Linked DNA regions of Homo sapiens: regions 1 and 3 are each linked to region 2. The links are chromatin contacts, found by Hi-C or POLR2A ChIA-PET in ENCODE. All regions are on one chromosome and are shown on one strand. The core of a region is the stretch at or near the end of the contact, and the rest is flanking DNA. Distances in the headings are between cores, read along the strand shown.

Region 1 (4,595 bases), core at 631-3,130, 160 kb before region 2:
TTGGTAGAAATGGTTTATTCAGCAGTGGTAAGTTGACTTTTCAAGAGTTTTTATCCAGGAAAAACGAAGAAATTCACACTGAAGTCAGAGGCACACAAAGGTATTAGCAGTGAAAAAGGAACTGCAAAGCAACTGCAATAATTTTATATATATATATATATATATTCTTTATTATATAAATAGTGAATATTACGGAAATTAAGAAATTTTTAAAAATTATATAAAAGTTAAAAGTATTCATCTTATGCATATTATATTATTTAATTCCAGTTAATCCCTGCAGCATCCCTATTTATTGGGTGGTATGTTCCTCATTTCACAGATCAAGGAACCAGTGTTCATCAGAGGTCATGATCTGCCGGGGTCACCATTTTGGAAGTGGCAGAGTCAGACATCCACCTGGTCCCTGACCCATGGCCATGTGCAACTGCCACAGCACCTCATTTCTTCTAATTCACTTGGGAGGGGTGTGGTGGAGAGGACCGTGTTTTAAATAGTAGATTCCTTTCTGACTCTTCACAATTGATAGAGATGTAGAACGCTTTTGGCCTCCACAGTGTCATTCTATCTCATTTCTGAGGTTATTGATTAATAGACTTTCCTACATTGGAATATATATCAGGGTAAGCCTTTTGTCTCTTTATTATAGAGATTTGGTGTGTACATCCAGCTATAAAACTTTAACTCTAGAAGACAAGGCAATAAAAAAACAAAGTTATTCTCAGTGCCTTGATTGTGAGTTTTCTTACATCCTTTTTAATTTTATAAATATGCAATATCCTTTGTTATACCATTTATTGAGCATTTGGCTCTTCTAGGATATGTGCACAGACACATTTGATTAAAGCATTTGTAAAACAATAGCCATTGGTTACATGAAGTGAAAAGGAGAGGGTTTTCCTCTGAAACATTTTCTAGTTCAGTAGGTTTGGCCACCAGGTATAATTTTAAATGACCTGCAGGGCAGCACCTGCCATGCACCCATCACATTCTTCAGTGCTCATACAGTCAGGGTGGCATCAGCCTGCTTTGGGATCAGTAATAGTAATAATAATAGTAGTTGTGGTATTTATTGAGTTCAGACATATTCTGTACCCTTTCCACATGTTAACTCCTTTAATCCTTACAGCAGTGCTATGAGGTAGATAATAGTTCTTATTTGTAGATGAGGAAACTGAGCATGTAGAGGCAAATTAGCCTGCCCAAGATCCTCAGCTAGTGAGTGACAAAACAAGGACTTGAACCCAGGTTTGATTCTAGAGCCTACTCCCTTATCCACTGTGCTGTGCTCTCCTTCTCTTGTAGGCATAGGGATTGTGTGAGAAAAGACTTGCCAAACCAAACGCCTTTTCTTACCCTCTCATACGGCTTTAGTGATAATCATGTCTCGATATTACTCTGGTCTCCTACAGGTTTAGGCTTTGGTTGGTTTTGGCTGGGTGGTGACAGTCCTGTATACCAACAACTGGGGTGTTAAGAAATTCACATATTACAGTGACACTGTTAGTAGATATATTTGACTCTTAGAGAGCAAATGAACTCCCTGGGGAAATTTGGAGAGACTCCTGGCAGGGACACTGCCAAATATGAATTTGTTTTCTTCTGTTGTGTAGTAGAAAAAATAGATGCCTGAAATTTTTTTAGAGTTTCCTTGGTGGTTCTAGATCTCTTCCTGTGAAAACCAGTGATAATAACATTTGTCTTTCCTAAAACCTTGCTATTAGGAAAGTTCAAAAATAGATAAGTAAGCATTGAATAGGTATCATCTCATTTAATCCTCACAACAGCCTTCTCTTGTTATTTCTACTTTACAGATGAAATAGCTGAGGCTTAATGCTGGTAGTTGCACTGCCTAGGGTCAGGTGGCTAAGTAATGAGGGTGCTGACTCATGCCTGGGTCCATCTGACTCCAAAGTAGACACACTTGTCATTTTTTTTTTTTTTTTCCAAGACAGGGCTAGATCTGGAGAACAGAACTCTCCCCTCCCTTAAAAACAATGTGACAACATTCCTTGAGCAGAGTGTGCTAATCTCGGAGGATTTAGAGGATGTGCTGTCAGTGACTTCAGCTTTTCTAGTGGTTTAGCACGCCAACAGAGTTTTCTTTTTCCATTCTCTCATGTATGCATTCCAATACTAAAACCAGATGGAAACAAGGGAAAACTCTTAACAGAGGCTAGTGCCAAATATTTCATTTAAAAAGGAAACTCCATCTGTGTGCTCTCCCACCACACAGCCCACTGTTAAGAACAGGAGTTTTACAGCTCACTCACTTATGTTCGTTTTGATTAGTTTTGACTAATTGCAAAGGTAGAGCAAGTGGTGGTTAGGGAGATTGCAAACTAAGGCAGCTGTCCTTCTGGCATGTGGCTGGCAAGGCACTGTGTACCTGGCAGACATCCTAAACAGCAGCCTACCAAGAAGGCACTGTTTTAAGCCACATAGATGCATTCTTTGGGTGATTTTCTAGGTTAACACTTTGAGAAATTAGTGCACCTTTCTGTGGTAGTGAGGCTTTTGTCAGTAAGCTATAGTCAGAGGCACCTGTTGCTCCCTGGAAGAATTCCCACCCCAGTTATAGAAGAACACAGGTTAGGCAGAAGACTGACTTATGGTAAAACGCTGACTGTACTAGCTCTTCATGTCTTTGAAATTCAGTTTTCTCATCTATAAAATGGCATTAATATCTATATCCCTGCATTAAATTCACAGGGTATTTTGAAGAATAACTGAACTGTGTATATGTGTGTGTAATGCATGATATGTGGAAGGTATTCAGCTTTATGAGCAATACTATTATCTCATCATTAGTGGGATACTCACTATCCCACTAATGGTTCTTGCCACACAAAGATTGTTCATCTGTAGCTTTTTAAAAACATGTTAATGACCATACACCACCTTTACCCCCCAAAAAACCCATTGAAATAAAAATAATCTAATCGTAAAGTCTGCCTCTCAGGAACAGACTCAAGACATTTATAAGACAACAGCAAAAAGAAAAAACATGTTAATATGTATGTATGACAGGCATCCGTGACCCATGTCATGTGAAGCAAAATCACACGATAACCCAGACTTGGCCTTGGGGGTTTTCTCCCTCTCCTTCCCTACATTTTTTCCCCATTCCCCTCTGGTTTGCATCCTCTCCAGTCTGTGTCCCACTCCTGACAGGAATCTCAAGGTCATTCTGACCCGCCATTTTTAAACCAGTCTACTCTCGATTACCTAGATTCCAACATTGTTTTTCCCCAAAGCTAGAATATTAGGTGGCATCACACTGCTGTTCTATTTCAGAGTTGGAAAATTTCCACTCTAATGTCATGAATATTTGCACAATACTGGGTATATTGGGTGCAGAAGCCCTTTGTGTTTAGGCCTCTTTATCCTGCTTCACAGGGAGTTAGAACTGGGTTAGTCAATCGAAGTCCTGTCCCTGAAATGGGAGATGTTATTTTCCTACACCTATCTTTACTGGATCAAAAGAAAAATTAAAACAAAATAAAACAAAACGTTCTCTGAGGTCAGTCAAGTTCACTGTTGAGCAAACATCAGAAGTGGGAGAGGCTGATACAAATGCCTGTGGACCCAGCTTCTCAGCCCAGATCAGGTTCTTGTTTCTCCAGCTCTTTCCTGTTACCCTTCCTTTACATACACACACACACACACACACACACACACACACACAGAATGAGAACTGTACTAGCTCTGTCATGTCTTTGAAACTCAGTTTTCTCATCTATAAAATGGCAATAACTCACAGGGTATTTTGAGGAGTAACTGAACTATAGGTGCATATGTAATGCCTGATACATAGAAGGTACTCAGCTTCCATGAAGAAGAGACAGGGAGGGAGAGAGAATACGAATGACTGACATTTCCAGCTCAGTTCCAGTCATGCTAAACCATATGCAGAATTTTCCAGAAGAAACTATTAGCCACAAGCACAGTGAGGTTGCCAAGCTGTCCAATACCATAGAGAATAGACTACTAGGTAGTTACCGTGCTCTGAGCATGAGCATGTGCCCCCTCTGGCCTCCCATGTCATCTCTGTAATAGCACTTAGCATTGCTGGGCTTTGTCAGTTGGCTTTCTGTTTACTTCCATAGACTGTCAGCCTCTAGAGAGTAGAGACTGTTGTAGGTACCTCCTTTCTGTTCCCAGTGCTTTGATCACAGCATCCTTGTGGAACAAATGAAGTGTCTGGGTGGGGGGAATTGGGCATAATCCCACTCCTGCTGCGCCTCTATAAGAGCTGAGACTGCCTGAACTCTGGGCTCACTTTCTGGGTTTGAGCTCACACGTTCACTCTGGATTATAGTGGCTGGTACTTGTTTTGGCTTTTTTTTTTTTTTTTTTTTTTTTAGAAACTTGCTGTTATTCACACACACTAAGATGCTACTGGGTGGTCTTTTAATTCCCTTGGAATCCATCAGGTTACGGAGCAGGAGATTTTATTCTACCTATTGGACCAATTACCAATAAGAAAATGCACATTTCTCTAATGTATTCAGACTTTTAGAATCTTTCAAAATGAGCAATTTATAAATGCTTCCATTGTGGCCTACAGTGGAAAGCGGTTATCTTAAAATTGT
Region 2 (4,979 bases), core at 1,160-3,659:
ATAATCATCTGCCTAAACAAGCAGATTGGGGCAGATGTGGGGGAACAGAAGGGGAGGCATGGTGGAAAACACCCGAAATAAATTTCAAGATGCAAATGTCTGAGTATTGTTTTCTGTTGCCACCCATTCTGTGTGCCTTTCATAGGCTAACTTGTGTGGTAGCCGGATGTACGTATGCATGTTCACATAAGCACGCTCGGCAGGCATGGAGAAGAGAGCTGTGCGCTGCTCCTGCATAGCCCCCTGAGTCACTTTATGCCAACTTCCTGCCTATCTTGGCATGGGTGGGCAGGGGACAGTACTTCCTAGTGCCAGTGAAATTGTGGCAGTGCCACAGGTGGACCATTATCAGAGCATGAAGATAAGCAAAGATGTAAGAGACATGGAAAAAGGACACATCCCACCCACAAGGCAAGTCTCATGTTCTCTAAATGTGAATGCGCTAACTAACAGTCCTCTTTAACAAGATGGTGCAAAGGACGGGTTTTCTTGTGGTTTGCTTTCTTAAAATCTAGAAAATACATCTAAAATGGTTTTGTGTAACCAAGCCAAGCTGATGCTAAATTTGCCTTCATTTATACCTTCGCCCCAACCTTTTGAACAGTCTTCTTTCTCCTGTCCATGTCCTTCTCCTTGCTTCCTGGCCCTTCTTAAATCCTGCTTTAGCTCTCCCTAAGGCATTACCCATAAATAAAGTGTTGGTTTACAGTGGCTTCTTAGAGCAGTTCCTCCACCCTGGCTGCCTGCCACAACCAATTGGGGAGTTTTTAGAAATATACATTTACTCCCAAACTTGCCATTTTGATGTCCTTGGTCATGTTGTGTTTTCTAAAGAAAAAAAAAAAATTCCAGCAGGTCTGGGATGACCGGGCACCTGGCTTCCCCAGATATTTACTAGATTTTAAACCAGCAAATTAAAGCTGTCGAGGGCCAGGCTCATGCACGTAATCCCAGCACTTTGAGAGGCTGAGGTGGACAGAACACTTGAGTCCAAGAGTTCGAGACCAGCTTGGGCAACATGGTGAAACCCCATCTCTACAAAAAATAGCCAAGCCTGGTGGTGCACACCTGTAGTCCCAGCTACTGAGGAGGCTGAGGTGGGAGGATCACTTGAGCCTGGGATGTTGAGGCTGCAGTGAGCCGTGATTGTGCCACTACACTCCAGCCTGGGTGACAGAGCAAGATCTTGTCTCAAAAAAAAAAGCTGTCAAGAAAATTAAATATAATGTGCATTTAAGCTCTATTACTACTATAGTGTAACCTGCCTTAACCCCCATTTTATTTTCTCCCTTGAGCCTCATCTGGAACCTTCCTTGAGCCTCATCTGGAACCTTCCTTGAGCCTCATCTGGAATTCTCCCTTGAGCCTCATCTGGAATTCTCCCTTGAGCCTCATCTGGAATCCTCATCAGGATTTCCAGAGTTGTACTTTCACTTCCCATCTCTCTCCCTCCCCTAAAGTTTTCTGCTACATTTTCTTCTTTCTGCTCATAAGTCATGACCCTGGGCATAACAGTGTCTGCTCCCGTGGTCCATCTCACTGGCCACTGATGGACATAGTTCGATGAGGCAAAGCTGCCTTGCCTCCTTCAGCACACAGGGACTAATGGACAGACCTACGTGATGCTGAGTTGTTTGCCGATGTGTATTATTATTGCTCTCACATTTTGTCTGTTAGACGTTTTAAATGCTACTGATTTTCTCAGAAAAAGTGAAGATATTTTTGTACATTATTTTCCTGTCTTTTGCATACTCAGCCAACCCAAGGATGCCTGTTTCTATGGCTCCCGGCCTCATCACACATCCAGACTTATATGTGTCAAGAGCTGGACAGGAATTTCTAGCCCTGCAAGTCCCAGGTGTCACTTGTCAACCTTAGATATGGAGCCTTTGTCCCACAACATTGTATCACAATTGCTTTGCCACTTTGTCAGATGACATGGAAAGAAGAAAAATGAGCCCTTGGGTTCTCTGAGCTTAACCCTGCGATTTAAAACATGGCTTGGATGATCCATAGTATCTGAAGAAAATCCCTTAATTGTAACACTGCATCCTTAGTGATTGAAGCCTCAAGCGTTCTGTTAGCTTTCCTTAAAACAATTCCTTTGTTTTACTGCCCCAGGAAGGTAAATCCGGTTTCTACTATTAAACATGTCATTTTATTCATAGTACAGTGGCTTCTTTCAGGGGATGTTTTGTGTTTTTAGACCTGGAGATACAGTGACTAATACTGGCAAACACATTTACATTGGTCCGAAACTTTCCAATACTGAAGGAGCCTTGGCATTTGAACAGAAGGAAAATAAGAATGTATGAATTGTGCCCTACCTGGCACCTCCTGGAGTGGAAAAATAAAACACAGCTCCTTTTAACAGGCATGGACGAGGACAGGGAGCCCCCTTGCGGTGATTTCCTGGAGGCAGCATTGCATTGTATTTAGGATGAAGACCTAGGTTCACCTGCCCTGCTGTGAAATCCAGCTCCAATTTTACCACGTGTGAGGCCTTGAGAACGTTACTGACTCTCTCTGTGCCTGTTTTCTTTCAAATGGGGGTGATCATTGTAAGGACTGATGAAATAATGAATGTAAAACCTTTAGCCCCGTGCCTGCCACATAAGGGCTCCATGTATGTCAGCTTGGCAGTGGGCTACTTCCCTGTAACGGACCCAGAACAAAGCAGTAAACTTTACAGGCCTGGATGCCTGCCGCACTGTGCTGCTGGCTGGTAGAACAGACAAACCCTCCTTAAATTCACGTAAGCACAGGGCACACGGGGCAGACATTATTGTACCGAGATGCACTCATTTTTATGGCCCAGGGATGAAGACCCCTTGACATTCCATAGATACCAGCTCTGGGATAAAGGAGAGACTCCTGGACTACAGGCGCCCAGTGTTGGGCACTTTCTGGAAAAAATTCCAAAAAGGCTAAATTCGCAAAAGAGAGAAGTGAGACAAATTGGCCTCCATGTCTGTCATCAACTATGGGGATGGAAATGAATGGTTTTATGATCTGGGAGATGATGTGACATGTCCTTTGGACAATAATTCATACTCCCCTTGAAAAACAATGTTTAAGGTTGTTATACAGATATATTGGTGTGATTCCAAAGATGCTGGGAAGGCCTTTCTCAAAAATAAGCCACTCCCAAATGACTTAAGTTGACAGTAATTTAAAGAGAACCATTTACTCCACAAACTGAACCTGGGTCTAGAATGAAAATAGCTCTAAGAGAAAAAAGGAAGTAACTAACATCTCACTAATGTGTAAATTTGTAATAACGTACCTTTTCTGGAAGCATCTTGAGGCGTTCAGCTAAAAGGAAGGTCTCAGAAATACTATGTTGTCAGCATACCATGTTCTCCCATATTTGCCATGATGCTATTAATGACCAACATTATTATTAGGTCATTTGTAAAGGACAGTCCAAGCAAGGGGGATCATGCTACTTATAACAGTGGAGCTGCCCCAACCAAAATCTCAAACTCTACTCCTCTATATATTGCACTGTGCATTACGCTCCTGCCTGGCCTCAAGTGATCCTCCTGCTTCCCATCCCAAAGTGCTGGGATTATAGGCATGAGCCATTGCAGCCAGTTTGCAAATTTCTTTTTGTAAAAGTAAATTAGCTAGGATCCTTTCTAGCAGAGAGCCTCCTGGCTTTGTCACTAGCTTTGTGTTCTTAAGCAAATGATACAGTTTAATCTGTATTTGGATCTTTGTGTTGCACAGGAAAATCGTCCCCACCCTGCCTGCCTCAGAGGCCTGGTGAGTGAAGTGGGTTGTGGAATGTGAAAGAGCTCTGGGAAGTCCAAAGTGCTGAGGAGGTGTGTATTACTCACTAAAACCTGCATCTTTCACTGGTCCCACTCAACATTTAGAGGATTCCCTTATCTACCACCACCCCTTCCCCTACAAGCTCATCCCTGAAGTACTAGATGGTATCATAACTTCCTTCTCCCCCTCAAAGGAAAAAACCTCATGACACTTGGACTCTATTTGCCAGCATGGGAAGTAGAACAAAGGCAATAGTAGAAGACAGTTCCAACCTGCTCGGGGAAAGAGACAGCTGGACTGGAGACCACCCCGGGGAGGGGGAGATTCAGAGCATTCCAGGGGTTGAGGGAGAGTGTGGTGCCAGACTGTCAGCCTGTACACAGTCCACCCCAGGGCCACTGACAACTCTTCAGAGTCTGACATACTGTTGGAGAAACTGATCTCTACCCACTTGGGAACAGTTATCAAAAACAACAAAATTTTAGAAAGCAGCCAGGGAGAGTGGACATCCTCTCCCCCAGCATGGGGACTGAAGTGAGGCACACTCAGGTCCTTACATCTGGTCACCTAATGTAAGAGTCACATAGAGGGGCCACAGCAATGGCCAAAGTTTTGGGAATTCACTGGGTAAAAGTGGAAGTAATGGTGACTCAGTTATCCCAGGGAGACAGGATACGCATGGAAAGATGCGATCCAAGGCCATCCTTTCAGGTAAAACTCGGCTCACCTCAACACCACTCCCTGAGAGCAGCACTGTCATCCTGACTAGGGAAGACCCAGCTGCCAGCTCTCTGCTGCCCTGTGGGGTTGCCCAGCCTGGCCTCACTTTCCCTGTGGAAACAGCAGAAGGAAGGACGGGAAGAAGGCGTAACTGTCTCCCCTCAGTCTAATGCTGAGCTGGTCTAAGCCGTCTACTTCATGTTTCTGCCCTCTGGCTCCCCCATGACCCTCCATGGTGGCTGAGCCACCCTCCCTACGTAAGGTTGCCCTTGTGCACCTACCACCCGCCCAATCTGCTGGATGTGGACACCACAGGTGGAAGGAGTGCGAACCAGTGGCCCCCCGCCCCAGCCAGGCTTCCTGCAGTTCCCTGTCCTGCTTCTCTCTTTGTTCAATTCCTCTCTGCTGAGGTGGGATGAGGGGAAGGAAGGCAGAAAGAGGCTGAGGTTTCCACATGAGGGGTAGATGGGAGCTCTAACGAA
Region 3 (4,882 bases), core at 74-2,573, 140 kb before region 2:
TGTGCTCCCAGCAGAGCCCTGGCTCTGTGTGTCTGATGGGGTAAGGGCTTTTCCGCCATGATGTGTTTAAAAATAACTTTAGTTAGAATTTTTTCCTTGGATGTTTTAAAGCAAGAAGAAAAATGGCTGTGTTTATTTACCTCTGCCTGAGGTTGGAGTCTGCCCAGCTTGCTGCTTTCCTAGGTGGTCAGCGTGCCCAAGCTTGAGGATGGGATGATACCTTCCGTGCGGTGGCAGAACTCAATAGGTTCCTCCGAGCTTTACTGTTTCTCCGTCTTTGAATGTGATAAAATGAATTGTCAACCTGTTTTCACTCGTTGGTTCCTTGAAGTGATAGCTTTTTGTTGCATAGCCTGAGCCTCTTCTTGTGGAGGATGCTACATTTTGACTGGCTAAAGAAATATGGAGAAAGGTGAGGACAAAAACAAATTAGCAATAAAAACCAACACTAATTTCTGTTTAAAACTTTTGGGGAGGGAAAACAAAGCATTTAAGAAAATCATGTTGCTTAATACAAAAAAGCAACAATGAATTTCAATGATATGTAAATAAGTAACTATTTCAAATCACCAAATTACCCTTTTTAAATAAGGAAATATGTTTTTATTTCAGTTCTTTGGTACTTCAGAGTCAAAGCTAGAGCTCCTACCGTTCAAAATTTTTAGTGATTTATTTAAAGGTCAAGATATAGACATTATTCTAACCACTGAAACATATTTTTATTCCTTTCTGAATGTTGTAATCCAATTACATAGCAGTACATTTTATTAAATATATTCAGTTCAGTTCTGAAGAAAAACTGGTTTTATTATTTATAGCAATTATGTTTTCAAATGTCCTCCTTCAGAAGTAAACCTGGCAGTTTCCATTGAGTTTACCTTTTTAACAAATAATTCAGAATTTAATTACTAAATTTCATAAGGAACATAAAACTGAAAAATGTGAAAATTTAAGGTTTTGCTTCTGATGAAACATTTAGAATGAATCATCAGTTAGGTTTCCATTCAGCTGTACCCAGTGAAAAGCCCAAAGAAGCAGTGGCTTCAGTAAGTCAGTTTATTTTTTTCTCACAGGAGTCCAGGTGGGTACCTCTGTTCTTCTGCCTTACCTGCCTTCAGTTGCCTGTAGTTGCAAGAAGTATGGGCCACCTGCAGGGCCACACTTGCCTTTCAGAAAGGAAGAAGGGGCAGGGCAGAAGACAAAAGGATCAGATCAGCTTTCAGTGAGTCCTGCCAGAAACCCAAGTGACTTCCAAGTGCGTTTCATTGGCCACTGTAGTTGTGAGTACGGTGAGATTGAAAACAGATTTCCCAGCCTTCTTGCCTCACACCCCACCCCCAGTGCCAGAATCAGGGTTCTGTTAAGAGGAAAGAAAGAATATTGGGCAAGATGCTAACCCTGTCAGCCAACTTCCGAAGAGTGAGCATACACCTTTTCTGGAAGGGATTTCACCTTTCTGAAACTGATTTCAGATTTGAAAGGTGAAACTGAATTTTCACTTTTCTTAACTGATTCTAATTAATTTAAGATTTTTCTGTGACCCCTTTTGTTTGTTTTCTCCTCTGGGCCAAGAATCTAATCTTCCTGCTAGTAGGTGTACCTGTCTTGATTTTTCTGCTACATAGCTATCAGTTTGAGAGCAATTAAATATGCACATAGATATTGGTCTGTGGGATTGGGACTAGGCCACAAGGGCATGAACCACCCCCTTTATCTTTTGTGAAGACACCTGCCATTTGTGAGTAATTGATTTGCTCTTTTCATGGCCTTCACAGCACTACCTGACCTCAGATCAAAGGCAGTTGTGTTCAATAAATGCTGAATAAAAGATCAGACCGTCAGTGGGCAAAGCGTGGAGACAAGATAACCAGCTGTTTGATTATCTTGGAAGCAGGGTGAGAGAACACCATTCATGCATCACGATGAGTTTTCTGAACAGCACACTGACTTCCACTCAGTGTGGCCCCTGAAGTTCCATAAGGTGCTGAGAACTGAATGTGGTGATTTCAACAACCTCCTCCTTCCCAGCTTCACCCACAGTGTGTGAACTCTTTCCAGGTAGTCTGCTGGGCTCAGTGTTTTCCATCTCTGGATGAAGTTGTTGACAATGTATGTTTGGTTATCCAGTCTGCTTTCAAATATGGTTCTAGTTTTCCCTGGTAAAAATGAGGCTCAGACAGCACCATTTGTAGTCCCTTGATATCATTTTTATTCTTCATGTCAAGACCTCCACTAGTGGCCAAAAATGGCCCTGTTAGAAAAAGTTGATTTCTGGTTTTCTTCTGTTTACTTTTCTTTCCCTTCACTTTCTTTCAGGAATTTTGTCAAATTCCATCCTACAATTTCATTGAATCATTGCTTTTTACAAGTTGACTGTGTCCCCAACAGCAGATTTGCATTCTCTTTTCTCGGCAGTTCACCTATTTGCAATCTTGTTTCTCAGACACAGAAAGAATTGAAGTAAACACATCACCTAGAGAGACTTGCTGAGGGGGAACTGGTGCAGATGCACACCTGGCAGCCTGTTGGCATTCAGCCAGCAGCTCCTGTGTGAGGCCCTGTAACTGCTACTCACAGGCTCTCAGAAACTAAAGGAAGCATTCACTTGTATTAGTCTCTGGTATTTTCTCACACAGGTGGTCCCTGAGTTAAGAACATGCAATGGCACTCTCTCAAGGAGAGGAAGGAGCCAAAGAAGAAAGAGGTCCAAAGCAGAAAAGAGCAGACAGCTAAGAGTAGGTTCTGCTGCAGATGCTGGGCTGTTGGGCTAGATACCCATGGGCTAGTGGGTACAGGGTCTGCTCCCCTTGGCCCCAGGACAGAAGTCAAAACTCTGGTTAGGTTTGTAAGCCTTTAGTGATCTGGTTTCTGCTTACTTCTTTACTATTCAACCTCCTGCTCCCTCCTCCCCCTGCTCATTTCTAGCCACCCTTTTCCCTACCGCTACATACAACCTTCATGCCAGTGTCAGCCATATTGATTAATCTGATGAACCTTCATATTCTTCCATCATCCTTTAATCACATTTCCTATTTCCTCACCCAGCTGAATGTAATGAATCCTTCCATCCTCAGCTCTCATGTTCTTTCTCACAGAGGCCTGCATGAGGCCTCCTCTGCACTCCCATTGTGTCCTCATGCATCCCTATCATGGCCCTTGCCACATTGTCCTGCATTTATGTTTGTCTACTCTCCCACTAGATGGTAGGACTTTGAGGTTAGTGACCATCTATTATTCAGCTTTGTGAATATGGTATCTAGCATGGTGTGTGGCATATGCTCAGTACTAGTAAGTAAATTTGTGGATGGAACCAAAAGAAACTGGCTATGTTGTCAAATTTTATAGATGAATTTTTCATCTCTTGGGTTGAGATATATCTCCTGCTTGTCAAGCCTCTCCCTGCATGATTGCTTGTTTTTGTTTGTTTGTTTTGTTTTGTTTTCCAAGATAGAGTCTTGCTCTGTCGCCCAGGCTGGAGTGCAGTGGCGCAATCTTGGCTCACTGCAAGCTCTGCCTCCTGGGTTCAAGCAATTCTCAGCCTCTGCCTCCCAAGTAGCTAGGATTGCATGTGCCTGCCACCACACCTGGCTACTTTTTTTGTATTTTTAGTAGAGATGGGGTTTCACCATCTTGGCCAGGCTGGTTTTGAACTCCTGACCTTGTGATCCACCTGCCTCGGGCTCCCAAAGTGCTGGGATTACAGGCGTGAGCCACCTCGGCAAGGCCAGTTACTTGGTTTTAATGTCTATTTAGGGTTGGGCTGAGGTAGAGTAGAGTGGGGGAAGTTGCCGTGGAGTCAGGGAGGAAGATGATTGATTTTGGAAAAGGTTTGCATCCAGGTCAACAGGTCTCTGACACATACCAGCATAAAAATAGACCCATAGTTCTTATCAGTCTGCAGTCAGCCTATTTAGTGAAAGGTCAAGAGGCTTCCAGCATCAAGCCAGCTGAGCAATAATAAAAAGGTACAGATGACAGATTGAGGATAAAGGGAAAATGAACACATCTTAATCACACATCACATACTTCATGGGTTTCTCACCCATGGAACCACTGTTTGGCAGAATGCTTTCAATATGAATGTTGAATTTGTATAGTCACAATTCTTGTATTTTGCCCTCTCTCATATAGCAATCATACTTCTACTGAGGTTACCTGTTCCCACAGAAGGGTAAGAGTTTTAGAACTGAAACCATCCTTCTCCTTTGCTTCTAAACACCAGATTCTGTCACGATACCTTATACTGGGAATCATTCCAGTAAAATCACCCTGTTTACATCAGCTGGGTGTTCTGCTATAGGTACCAACTGGATGGACAGGCAAGTTCCTCTCCAGAGTTAATCTGTAGGGTTTACATTGCTCTCTCAGCTTTATGAAAGTACGAATATATCAGATTTCTCAAAAAGAGTGACATTTGGGGATTACAGTGCAGGAGGTCAGTGATGACACACCTCTTCAAGATACTGTGCAGACAGGCACCAGGACTCTTCTTTTTGAGGATATGGACTGGGACTCAGTTTGTTATGCTCTGTAAAGTGCTGTCCAGTACAGCAGCCACTAGCTCTATGTGGCTATCAAGCACTTGTAATTAAAACCAATCCCCATTAAATTGTGCCATGAAGTCTACAAAACACACAAGATTTTTAAAACTCAGTATTAAAAAAATGTAAAATAACTCAATAATCTTATATTTATTACGTGTTGGGTTAAATGAAATACATGATTAATGTCACCTGTTTCTTTGTAGTTTTCCATGTGGCTATTAGAAAATGAATGTTACCCACATTTTGTTTCTATTGGACAGCGATGGTCTAGAATCACAGAGTTTCAACATCATGATACAGTACATGTGAAGTATACATACGAATTCAACAAACATATC

Evidence for each region. Hi-C counts contacts between places; a loop is a spot of excess contacts on that map. ChIA-PET counts read pairs that join two places held with the same protein, here RNA polymerase II (POLR2A). Pooled maps may share reads with other maps.
Region 1: a loop to region 2 is called in a pooled map, with 4 times the contacts of the local background. The contact joins two enhancer-like sites. A Hi-C loop is called at or near these places in 11 of 168 maps with a recorded cell type or tissue (Caco-2, HepG2, IMR-90 and 5 more) and 8 of 50 pooled maps. POLR2A ChIA-PET finds 5 or more read pairs at or near these places in 5 of 52 experiments (A549, BJ, Caco-2 and 2 more).
Region 3: a loop to region 2 is called in a map of GM12878, with 2.1 times the contacts of the local background. The contact joins two enhancer-like sites. A Hi-C loop is called at or near these places in 7 of 168 maps with a recorded cell type or tissue (Caco-2, GM12878, HepG2 and 3 more) and 6 of 50 pooled maps. POLR2A ChIA-PET finds 5 or more read pairs at or near these places in 1 of 52 experiments (BJ).

The regions. Positions count from the first base shown.
Region 1 is chr14:24,963,741-24,968,335 of GRCh38, reverse strand. All of the region lies in intron 2 of STXBP6 (syntaxin binding protein 6), which reads left to right. Among named protein-coding and RNA genes, the nearest start is that of STXBP6, 84 kb to the left of the region's middle. Within about 2 kb of position 1,880, at least 11 of the 41 ENCODE cell types and tissues checked have a DNase peak (open chromatin) inside an H3K27ac peak, as active enhancers do; they include heart right ventricle, where a contact is called at or near this core.
Region 2 is chr14:24,803,826-24,808,804 of GRCh38, reverse strand. No RefSeq gene overlaps it. Among named protein-coding and RNA genes, the nearest start is that of GZMB, 170 kb to the right of the region's middle. Within about 2 kb of position 2,409, at least 5 of the 41 ENCODE cell types and tissues checked have a DNase peak (open chromatin) inside an H3K27ac peak, as active enhancers do; they include heart right ventricle, where a contact is called at or near this core.
Region 3 is chr14:24,939,577-24,944,458 of GRCh38, reverse strand. The region is part of intron 2 of STXBP6 (syntaxin binding protein 6); the gene reads left to right. Among named protein-coding and RNA genes, the nearest start is that of STXBP6, 110 kb to the left of the region's middle. Within about 2 kb of position 1,323, at least 2 of the 41 ENCODE cell types and tissues checked have a DNase peak (open chromatin) inside an H3K27ac peak, as active enhancers do.